Regions from separate parts of the Homo sapiens genome. Here region 1 is linked to region 2. Evidence: read pairs that join two places in POLR2A ChIA-PET (ENCODE). Cell type or tissue: HepG2. All regions are shown on one strand. Links, peaks and the distances in the headings refer to the core of each region. The heading gives the core; the rest is flanking DNA. Region 1 overlaps R3HDM2 (R3H domain containing 2). Region 2 holds the start of INHBC (inhibin subunit beta C).

Evidence for each region. Peaks named below come from ENCODE experiments on the same cell type or tissue, not always from the same donor. Only the 100,000 strongest peaks of a DNase experiment are listed, where the experiment ranks them.
Region 1: POLR2A ChIA-PET joins it to region 2 with 11 read pairs; 6 of 35 experiments call an interaction of 5 or more read pairs at or near these places.

The regions. Positions count from the first base shown.
Region 1 is chr12:57,366,265-57,371,639 of GRCh38, forward strand. The region is part of intron 2 of R3HDM2 (R3H domain containing 2); the gene reads right to left. Among named protein-coding and RNA genes, the nearest start is that of R3HDM2, 62 kb to the right of the region's middle. In HepG2, for the core only: a CTCF peak has its summit at 2,393; DNase peaks (open chromatin) are centred at 1,047 and 2,297; H3K4me3 peaks cover 612 bases.
Region 2 is chr12:57,432,209-57,437,583 of GRCh38, forward strand. It overlaps INHBC (inhibin subunit beta C), which reads left to right and starts at 2,576. Exons shown (of 2, transcript NM_005538.4): 1 at 2,576-2,991. The coding sequence starts at 2,679. It overlaps R3HDM2-DT (R3HDM2 divergent transcript), which reads left to right. Exons shown (of 2, transcript NR_185976.1): 2 at 1,495-1,727. In HepG2, for the core only: no CTCF peak of the experiment used is centred there; a DNase peak (open chromatin) is centred at 2,393; H3K4me3 peaks cover 1,219 bases.

The DNA.
Region 1 (5,375 bases), core at 129-5,128, 66 kb before region 2:
CCATCCTGGTTTCCCAAAGTGCTGGGATTATGTGTTGGTATGAGCCAGTACACCCAGCCTTTTTTTCTATATTACATTTTGCATTAAGTTTCATTTGCTATGTCTTCAAGTTCACTAATTTTTCTTCTGCTGTGCCGATCTGCTGTAAATCCTGGGCACTATATTTCTCATCTCAGACACTGCAGTTTTCGTTTTTAAAAGTTAGATTTTGGTCATTTTTATATTTTCCATGTCTCTACTTAACATGCATTCTCTGAATCATTCCTGGGTCTATTTCTATTGACTGTTTTTGTCCTCATTACGGACTGTGTTCTCTGATGCTTTGTATACCTGATAATTTGTGACCAGATGCCAAATGTAAATTTTACACTGTTGGTTTCTAGTTTTAAAATATTCCTTTAACTAATTTTGGGCTTTTTTGCTGTTGTTGTTTTGTTTTTTTTGAGACAGAGTCTCGCTCTGTTGCCCAGGCTGGAGTGCAGTGGCGCGATCTTGGCTCACTGCAAGCTCTGCCTCCCAGGTTCACGCCATTCTGCTGCCTCAGCCTCCTGAGTAGCTGGGACTACGGGCGCCCGCCACCACGCCCAGGTAATTTTTTTGTATTTTTAGTAGAGACAGGGTTTCACTGTGTTACCCAGGATGGTCTCGATCTGACCTCATGATCCGCCCGCCTTTGCCTCCCAAAGTGCTGGGATTACAGGTGTGAGCCACCACGCCCAGTCTGGGCTTTGTTTTGAGACTTAGTGACTTAGAAATAGTTTGATCCTTCTGAAGCTTGCTTTTATGCTTTATTAGGCTAGTCTTTGACAGCCTTTACACTGGAGCTAATTTGGTATCACTACTGAGGCAATATCCTTCTAAGGACTCTACTCAATGTCCCAGGTGTTAAGTGTTTCTACTCTGGTTAGTAGAAACAAAAAATACTCATGGCCCTTTATTCCTCAACTAATCCTTTCCAGAAGTCTTTCTCTGGCCTTGAGTAGTTTCCTCATACCAGTGAACTAAAGCTAAAGCATCCATGACAGGAAAGTTCAATAGAACTTTCTGTGATGATGAAACTGGGGCTACTAAGTATTTGAATTGTAGTTAGTGTAACTGAGGAACTCAATTTTTATGTAAATATCCACATGTAGCTAGTGGCTACTGTATTACACAGTGTAGGTTTAGGGGAACCCTCTGCAAATTTCCAGAGCTCTCTTTTTCTTAAGAAGCTCTCTCCTCTTAAATATTCTGCCACACAATTCCAGCTGCCTTGGCTTCTCGATTCCTACCTCTGTCTCCTCAATTCAAGATTGCCAGCTCTGTATGTGTATCCCTCCCAACCCTAGTTTCAACCCAGAAACTTTCTTCAGGCTGAAAGGTGGACAATCATAGTGCTCAAACTTCTTTCTTTTCTCTCAGGAATCACTGTTCTATGCTACTCTTTGTCCAATATCTGAAAACATTTTTTCATATACTTTGTCCAATTATTCACTTAAGACAGCAGCATAAATCAGCTTCCTGTTACGCAGCTATCACCAGAACTGTAAGTTCCCCTCCACTGAGTTTCTTTCAATCATTATTTTTTTATTTCTAAAATAATTTAATTGCTTATTTTACAAACCAACCAGTCTTGCTTTATTCTCTCATTTCTTATTCTTGGTCTTTATTTACTTTTCTATTTCATTAAATATATTTATTTTATGTTCTATATTCAATAATTCCAATACCTAAAGTTTCTCTGGGTCTGATTCAGTTGTTTCTGTTGATGCTGGTTCACAGAACCGTGTTTCTTTTGTGATTTTTTTTTTGGTTTTTTGGTTACTATTATAAGCTCACATATGTTGGTAATCTATCTTTAAGAATTCTTTGAAGCCAGGGTTGAGGTATATTCCACCAGGGATGATCTGAGTTTGCATCTCTCAGGTGCCTGGAAGCTCTATCAACTTGGATCTACTTTTTAAAAAAAATTCAATGTGTATATATATATATTTAACTTTTTAAGCAGAAAATACATTTTCTTAGTTCAAAAAACTCCAAACTAGTCCCCTTCCCCTTCCTCTTAGTTAGGCCTAACACTTCAACTAGCACGGTATGTAGTAAAGAATTTAACCTTGCCCAAAGAGAGGTCTGGCATTTGCCCTTAGCTCTTAGGAAGTAATGTTAAACTCTTTGAATATCCTCTTGATAATGATTTACTAGGGGACTTAAGCCATGACAGATAAGTCTACCAATATGATTTATGGTAGGGACTTTAGGTTACATACTATCAACTCAACCTCAGGAAGGGCTGGAGACTGAGGTCAGCCACTTGGCCAATTATATCTATGTGATGGAGCCCCAGTAAAAATTCACGACATCAAGGCTTACGTAGCCTCCTTGGTTGGCAATACTCCATGTGTATTACCACACACCACTGACAGGAGGAGTTACACTATCCATGACTCCACTGGGAAAGGAAAACTGGAAGCTCAGCATCTGAAACCCTCCTGGACTTTGCCCATATATCTCTTCTCTTGGGTGATTTTAGTCTGTCTCCCTTCACTGTAAGTATAATAGCTTTAGTGAGTTCTGTGAGTCGTTCTAGTAAACTATTGAACCCGAGGGTGATCTTGCGGACCCCCCCAAACTCTGCAGTTCCAAAAGTGGGGGGTGGATTTGGGGGCTGTTCTCTAACTTTGCACACAGTCAGCAGGGCGAGGGCTGAGAATTTGTCTGTCATGGCTACGGTGGGACTAAGAAGGCAACACAAGTGATCTGGAGACTAATTTACATCTCCTAATTCTAATATAGAAGGATTAGGCAAATAAGTAACCTCAGATAGTTTTCCTCCTAGCCTTTACTCAAGAACTTTCTTGTCACCTACCCCCACTCTCCCATTTCCCACTTCCAACCCCTACCCCAGCATCTTAACACCATCAAATGATCTCAAGTGTCAGGAAAATCACATGTAGCTCCACCTCTTAAAAGGTGAAGGACCCTAGTTCTGAATTAAGATCTCTGGGGCAAACATAACTCTTGTGAAAAGTGTCATAGGAATTTGGAAAATGAGGTTAACAGCTCTGCAGATGATATGTGATTCTGGTTCTGAAAGTCACCTAAAAGACTTTCATTGTAAACTGATGCGAACTCAATTTTATTAAGGGTGTAAAACTACATCATCAGGCCATCAGGGACAGACTTTAGCTCAAGTAAGCCACCGTTCTAGCATGCCAGTAATAAATAAGCACTAACTTTGTTATGCAGCGAAAACTTGGATGGCTATTTCAGAAATCTAGCATGTCTTTTTTTGTACATTCAATTTGTAGTTTGTGTCATTTTAGTCTCCAAAATGTAATTTCAAGTAAGACTATAAATACTTAGAATTTTTACCATTCGAAAAGGCACAAAACAGAAAATCCCCAACACCTAAGATCCCTCTTTCCTACACTATTACCCTATCATCCAACAAGTCTGCCCCATGGTAAGATGGATGAGGGCAGTAGGAACAGTTCGTAAGATTTCACGGGAAACAAGATCCTTGCTGTTGCCCTTACTATTGAAATCTGGAATTTAAAAATATATATATGAAATTTAAAAGCAACAGAAATTCAAAGTAATAAAAGAAAAAGAAGTCAATTCATTTCTTAGTTTCTCCTAAGATAACTCTTTGAGTGCAGGGACTATGCTTTAAATTATAAGCACCTTCAAAACAGAAGGTTAAATAAATACAAAATAGCACATATAAATTAATAAGAATTTGATAGCCTAAATCATAGAAAGTTTCCTAAAAAATGTTAATTTTCAACTGGCTTTTTCAAGGAGTAATAGCAAAGAGAGGGTGCTATGGTTTGGCTCTGTGTCCCCACCCAAATCTCATCTTGAATTATAATCCCCACATGTGTGAGGGAGGGAGGCTTATTGGATCACGGGGGCGGTTCCCCCCGCTGTTCTCATGCTAGTGAGTGAGTTCTCACAAGATCTGATGGTTTTAATACATAAGCGTCTGGAATTTCCCCTGCTTGCACTCGCGAAGACATACATGCCTGCTTCCCTTTCCACCATGACAGTAAGTTTCCTGAGGCCTCCCCAGGCACGCGGAACTTCCTGTGAGCCAATTAAACCTTACTGGGCACAGTGGCTCATGCCTCTAATCACAGCACTTTGGGAGGCCCGGGGGGGGGGGGCGGGGTGGATCACCTGAGGTCGGGAGTTCAAGACCAGCCTGACCAACATGGAAAAACCCCATCTCTACTAAAAATACAAAATTAGCCAGGCATGGTGGTGCATGCCTGTAATCCCAGCTACTCGGGAGGCTGAGGCAGGAGAATTGCTTGAACCCGGGAGGTGGAGGTTGCGGTGAGCCAAGATCGCGCCATTGCACTCCAGCCTGGGCAACAAGAGCGAAACTCCATCTCAAAAGAAAAATAAAATAAAATAAACCTCTTTCTTTGATAAATTACCCAGTCTCAGGTAGTATGTTTATAGCAGTGTGAAAATGGACTAATACAGAGGGCAAGATAACTAAGAAGGGAGAAAAAGCACAAGGGAAAAATAGTAAATTTAGTCTAGTTTGACTTAGTTGACACAGTCCAAAGAAACAAGCTAATGTCAGGACAGCAGTCAGTGAGCAAAGATGATATAAGCTGCTGAGAAATATGGGATTTATGCAACCGAGAGCCACTGTTACAGGGGAATGAATGGAATGATAATAAAAGAAATCACTGAGCAGTGATATGCCAGTTTCTGGGCCAGTAGAACTGATTAGAAGCAGCAACAGAAGACCAAAATTTGTTCTGGTTCAAAATATAAAAATATTTCATCATTACTCCAAGAATGGGAACCAAATATATACCATTACTTTTTTTTTTTTTTTTTTTTTTTTTTTTTTAAGATACACACACAAACTCAGAGACACCCAACAAACTAGGGCAGGCAAACAAAGTTTTACCCTCTTCAGTGCCTAAATGATTAACAGCTACCCTTTTTCTGCCTACAGTAACATAAAAGGGTTAACTGTTTAAAGAAGTAAAGAACACAGGAGTAGCTGTGTATTCATATATCAAAAAGAAAAAAGCAGTGATATCAAGGGAGAGAAAAATATTTTCATGAAAGACAGGATGCAGAAAAAAATAGAACGAAAACAAAAAAGAAACATCAGTTCTGATGTCCTGCAAAACAGAAAAGGTAAGAAATATCATTCAAGATAACTGCCTTGTGCTTAGGTTTTGTCATTCTTCTTCCAAGCCTATAGTCTGTAGTAAGATAAGAAGACAGGCAATGAGAAGAAATACTCCCAAACAAAACAAGCCAATCCCCCACAACCCAAACCCCCAAAACAGAGAATTTCAAGATATCTCCAAATATCCAGGTCATATTTATAACTAAAATGAATCTTGATTTAACATTGTGCTTCT
Region 2 (5,375 bases), core at 202-5,201:
AGGCTAATCTCGAACTCCTGGCCTCAGGTGATCCACCCGCCTCGGCCTTCCAAAGTTCTGGGATTACAGGTGTGAGCCACCTTGCCCAGCCCTCTCTCCTGGTCATCACTGCCTCCTGCCCCCAAATTCTCTCAACCCTCTAGAGAACAACAACGGGGGAAGAAAAATACAACTGAACTGAACTGATCTAACCTGCCACTTTTCACCACGATTTAAACTTTTTGTCTTGGCCGGGCGCAGTGGCTCACACCTAGCACTTTGGGAGGCCAAGGCAGGTGGATCATTTGAGCTCAGGAGTTCCAGACCAGGCAGTGATGACCAGTAGGAAATAATAGCTAATATTTGTATTATGTGTATGTAAGTACAATATAAAATGTGTAGCATTCTACATCTATTGTTAGTATCAAATCCTCAATACAATAGGTACTATTATTATACCTGTTTTATAGATGAGGAAACCTGAGGCACAATAATGAAACCAAAGTTCCAGATTTTTTTTTATTTTTTTTGAGACGGAGTCTTGCTCTGTCGCCCAGGCTGGAGTGCAGTGGCATGATCTCAGCTCACTGCAACCTCCACCTCCCGGGTTCAAGTGATTCTCCTGCCTCAGCCTCTCAGGTAGCTGGGACTACAGGCATGTGCCACCACGCCCGGCTTATTTTTATTTTATTTATTTTTTTATTTTTCTTTGGTATTTTTAGTACAGATGGGGTATCACCATGCTGGCCAGGCTCGTCTCGAACTCCTGACCTCAAGTGAACTGCCCACTTCAGCCTCCCAAAGTGCTGGAATTACAGACGTGAGCCATCACGCCCAGCCTACAAGCACATTTTTAAGGGCAAAAAAGAAGGAGACAGGGAGTAGACTGATACAAAGTTGTCGGGTATTCTTGTTGGTTTACAGAAATAACATTGATTAGTGATTGGCTATAGATTGTTAAGCTATAGGATCTAGGTTATAGTGTCCAGTGCAGCATTATTATGTTAATTTATAGTTACTTGTGGCAATAGCAAGCAATTTCAAGAGATGAATACATAGCTCAAAAGCAGGAAGTAGGACATGATTGCCCTCTCATTTTATTTATTTATTTTTTATTTATTTTTTTGAGACAGGCTCTCACTCTATTTCCCAGGCAGGTGTGCAGCAGTACAATTACAGCTCACTGCACCTTCAACCTCCTGGGCTCAAATGATCCTCCAGTCTCAGCCTCCTGAGTAGCTGGGACTACAGGAACACACCACCACTCCCAGCTTTTTTTAAATTTTATTTTATTTATTTATTTTTTATTTTAGTATGGATAGGGTCTGGCTATGTTGCCCAGTCTGGTCTTGAACTCGTGAGTTCAAATGATTTGCCCGCTTTGGCCTCCTAAAGTGCTGGGATTATAGGCTTGAGCCGCCATGCCTGGTCTGCTGTCTCATTTTAATGTCTCTCTGAGCCTGATAATCTTCAAAGACTTGCATTTCCCAGATTAAAATTGTTTTATTTTCTCAGTGCCATGACACAGAATGAAAGCCTGAAATGTTTCTGAGACAAGTGCAAGAACTGAAGAACAACAACCAAGAATACCTGGATTTAAAACCTATACTCCTGGCCAGGCACGGTGGCTCACGCCTGTAATCCCAGCATGTTGGGAGGCCGAGGCGGGTGGATCACAAGGTCAGGAGTTCAAGACCAGCCTGAACAACATGGTGAAACCCCGTCTCTACTAAAAATACAAAAATTAACCAGGCATGGTGGCACGCACCTGTAATCCCAGCTACTTAGGAGGCTGAGGCAGGAGAACTGCTAGAACCCGGGAGGCAGAGGTTGCAGTGAGCTGAAATTATGCCACTGCACTCCAGCCTGGGCGACAGAGTGAGACGCCATCTCAAAAGAAAAAAAAAAAAAGGGAATCTCAAAACTTCTTTTCCAAGACAGAAAAAAACCCCAAAGGGTGAGCAAATCTGGAACTCAAGCCCTTTCCCCACCTTAGGAGTTCCCTCTGAGAGCATCAAAGACATGGCTAGAACACTGTGCCTCCCTTCCCTTAACCTTCAGACTTCATAGTTTTGAGACCTCTTGGGCAAAACTCAACCAGGGCTAACAAATAAGGCTGGATTGAGAACCCCAGGAGGGAGGATGGAGGGATGGGGATGGGCTTTGAGAAACACCAGGCAAAAAAGAATGCAACTCTCAATTGTTCATGCGTGACAGTGAGCTAAAGTGCCTTGCCAATGACCCCTTCTTGTTTGAGAGTCTCCCTTTAACATTCTTTCCCAAAACCTGTGATCTGTCCCTTTCCACCATCCCCAGGATTCCCAGCAAGGGTAGAGATCTGAGGAGGAATTTAATCTCTCACCTTTGAACCCCAGGCCTGGCAGCTCACATGGATAACAACTGTCTCCCAACATTGGCCCAGGGACGTGTCTTTCCCTAAACAAACCAACCTCTCCTCACATCCCCCACTCTGTACTTTCACTGACTATGCGTTGGCAGATTCTGCCAAGTTCTACCTGTAACTGGCTTCATTTTCAAGTCAGACGTTTGGCTGCTGCTCTGTCCCCTGCAACAAGGAGCCATGCCAGCTGGACACACACTTCTTCCAGGGCCTCTGGCAGCCAGGACAGAGTTGAGACCACAGCTGTTGAGACCCTGAGCCCTGAGTCTGTATTGCTCAAGAAGGGCCTTCCCCAGCAATGACCTCCTCATTGCTTCTGGCCTTTCTCCTCCTGGCTCCAACCACAGTGGCCACTCCCAGAGCTGGCGGTCAGTGTCCAGCATGTGGGGGGCCCACCTTGGAACTGGAGAGCCAGCGGGAGCTGCTTCTTGATCTGGCCAAGAGAAGCATCTTGGACAAGCTGCACCTCACCCAGCGCCCAACACTGAACCGCCCTGTGTCCAGAGCTGCTTTGAGGACTGCACTGCAGCACCTCCACGGGGTCCCACAGGGGGCACTTCTAGAGGACAACAGGGAACAGGAATGTGAAATCATCAGCTTTGCTGAGACAGGTGGGTTCCTGATCTGTAGCTCTTCCCCAGAACTTGACCCCTCAAGGAAAGGAAAAGTTTCCTCGCCAGACTTACCTCTGACTCCTTCCCCAAAAACCATCCAACCCCTGCTTCCCACAGGCTATAATCTCCTTACCCAGGTGTCCCGACAACCCCCACATCCCTCTGGGGTCACTCTGGTAGCTCAGACCTGACCAATAGGCAGCTGGAAAGCTGGTAAATTTCACTTCTTTTGAGATTGGCTGCCGTCATCTCCTCCGGCTCCTCTCTCTGCAGGCCCCACAAACCCACAGGCTGTGGTGTGAGCCCATCCACTTCCTGGGCCTGTACACAGCGACTGGGAGGTGGGAGTCTCTCCTTTCTCTGGCCCCAGGATCTAGCCCCTCCCTTCCCCTCTCCTCCAGATGCCTCATTTGAGTAAAAGAAGAAAAAATAAAACACCAGGACTGCAATACCTCACCATATGTCATGTTCCCATATATACCTCAGGTCCCCATATCACAGAGAACAGGGTCAAAATGGGACTCAGAAAGATGGATAAAGGGGCTGGGCACAGTGGCTCCTGCCTGTAATCCCAGCTACTCAGAAGGCAGGAGGATCACTTGAAGCCAGGAGTTCGAGACCAGCCTGAGCAACATAGCAAGACCCTTTTTTTTTTTTTTCCTGAGACGGAGTCTTGCTCTGTCACCCAGGCTGGAGTGCAGTGGCGTGATCTCGGCTCACTGCAACCTCCACCTCCTGAGTTCAAGGAATTCTCCTGCCCCAGCCTCTTGAGTAGCCAGGATTACAGGTGCCCGCCACCACACCCAGCTAATTTTTGTATTTTTAGTAGAGACTGGGTTTCACCGTGTTGGCCAAGCCGATCTCAAACTCCTGACCTCGTGATCCTCCCACCTCAGCCTCCCAAAGTGCTGGGATTACAGGCGTGAGCCACCGCGCCCGGCAACCCTGTCTCTTTTTTAAAAAACTTTTTTTTTTTTTTTTTGAAAGAGTCTCACTCTGTCACCCAGGCTGGAGTGCAATGGCATGGTCTCAGGTCACTGCAACCTCTGCCTCCTGGGTTCAAGCAGTTCTCCCACCTCAGCCTCCCGAGTAGCTGGGACTACAGGCGTGTGTCACCATACCCGGCTAATTTTTGTATTTTTAGTAGAGATGGGATTTCACTATGTTGGCCACGCTGGTCTCGAACTCCTGACCTCGTGATCCGCCTGCCTCGGCCTCCCAAAGTGCTGGGATTACAAGTGTGAGCCACTGTGCCTGGCCTTTTCTTTTTCTTTTTTTTTTTTTTTTTTTGAGACAGAGTCTTCATCTGTCACCCAGGCTGGAATGCAGTGGTATGATCACAGCTCATTGCAGCCTCAACCTCCCAGGCTCAAGCTCAGGTGATCCTCCCACCTCAGCCTCCCAAGTAGCTGGGACTACAGGTATGCGCCATCATGCCTGGCTAATTTTTTTTATTTTTTATTTTATTTTATTTTATTTTTTGAAATGGAGTCTCGCTTTGTCACCCAGGCTGGAGTGCAGTGGCGCGATCTTGGCTCACTGCAAGCTCCACCTCCTGGGTTCACGCCATTCTCCTGCCTCAGCCTCCCGAGTAGCTGGGGCTACAGGCGCCTACCACCATGCCTGGCTACTTTTTATGTATTTTTAGCAGAGACAGGGTTTCACCGTGTTAGCCAGGATGATCTCGATCTCCTGACCTCGTGATCCTCCTGCCTCGCCCTCCCAAAGTGCTGGGATTACAGGTGTGAGCCACCGCGCCCAGCATATATTTTTTTACAGAGACAAGATTTCATCATGTTGCCCAGATTGGTCTTGAACTTTTGGGCTCAAGCAATCCACTCGCCTCGGCCTTGCAAAATGCTAAGATTACAGACATGAGCCACCATCCCCGGGCTAAAAATAGCTGGGTGCGGTGGAGTGCACCTGCAGTCCCAGCTATTTGGGAGCCTGAGATGGCGGATCATTGAGCCCAGGAGTTTGAGACTGCACTGAGCTGTTTGCACCACTGCCCTCCAGCCTGGGCAACAGAGTGAGACCCCCATCTCTAAAATTAATTAATTAAAGAAAGATAGATAAAAGAGGACAAGGAAGAGAGATAGTTACTTCCATAGACAGGGGAATAGTTGGAGTATATAGTGAGCAGATCAGGAATTCTAAGCCAGGACTCTAGAAAATGCAAATTGAAGGCCGGGCGCGGTGGCTCACGCCTGTAATCCTAGCACTTTGGGAGGCCAAGTCGCGCAGATCACAAGGTCAGGAGATCGAGACCATCCTGGCTAACATGGTGAAACCCCGTCTCTACTAAAAATACAAAAAAAATTAGCTGGGCATGGTGGCAGGCGCCTGTAGTCCCAGCTACTCTGGAGGCTGAGGCAGGAGAA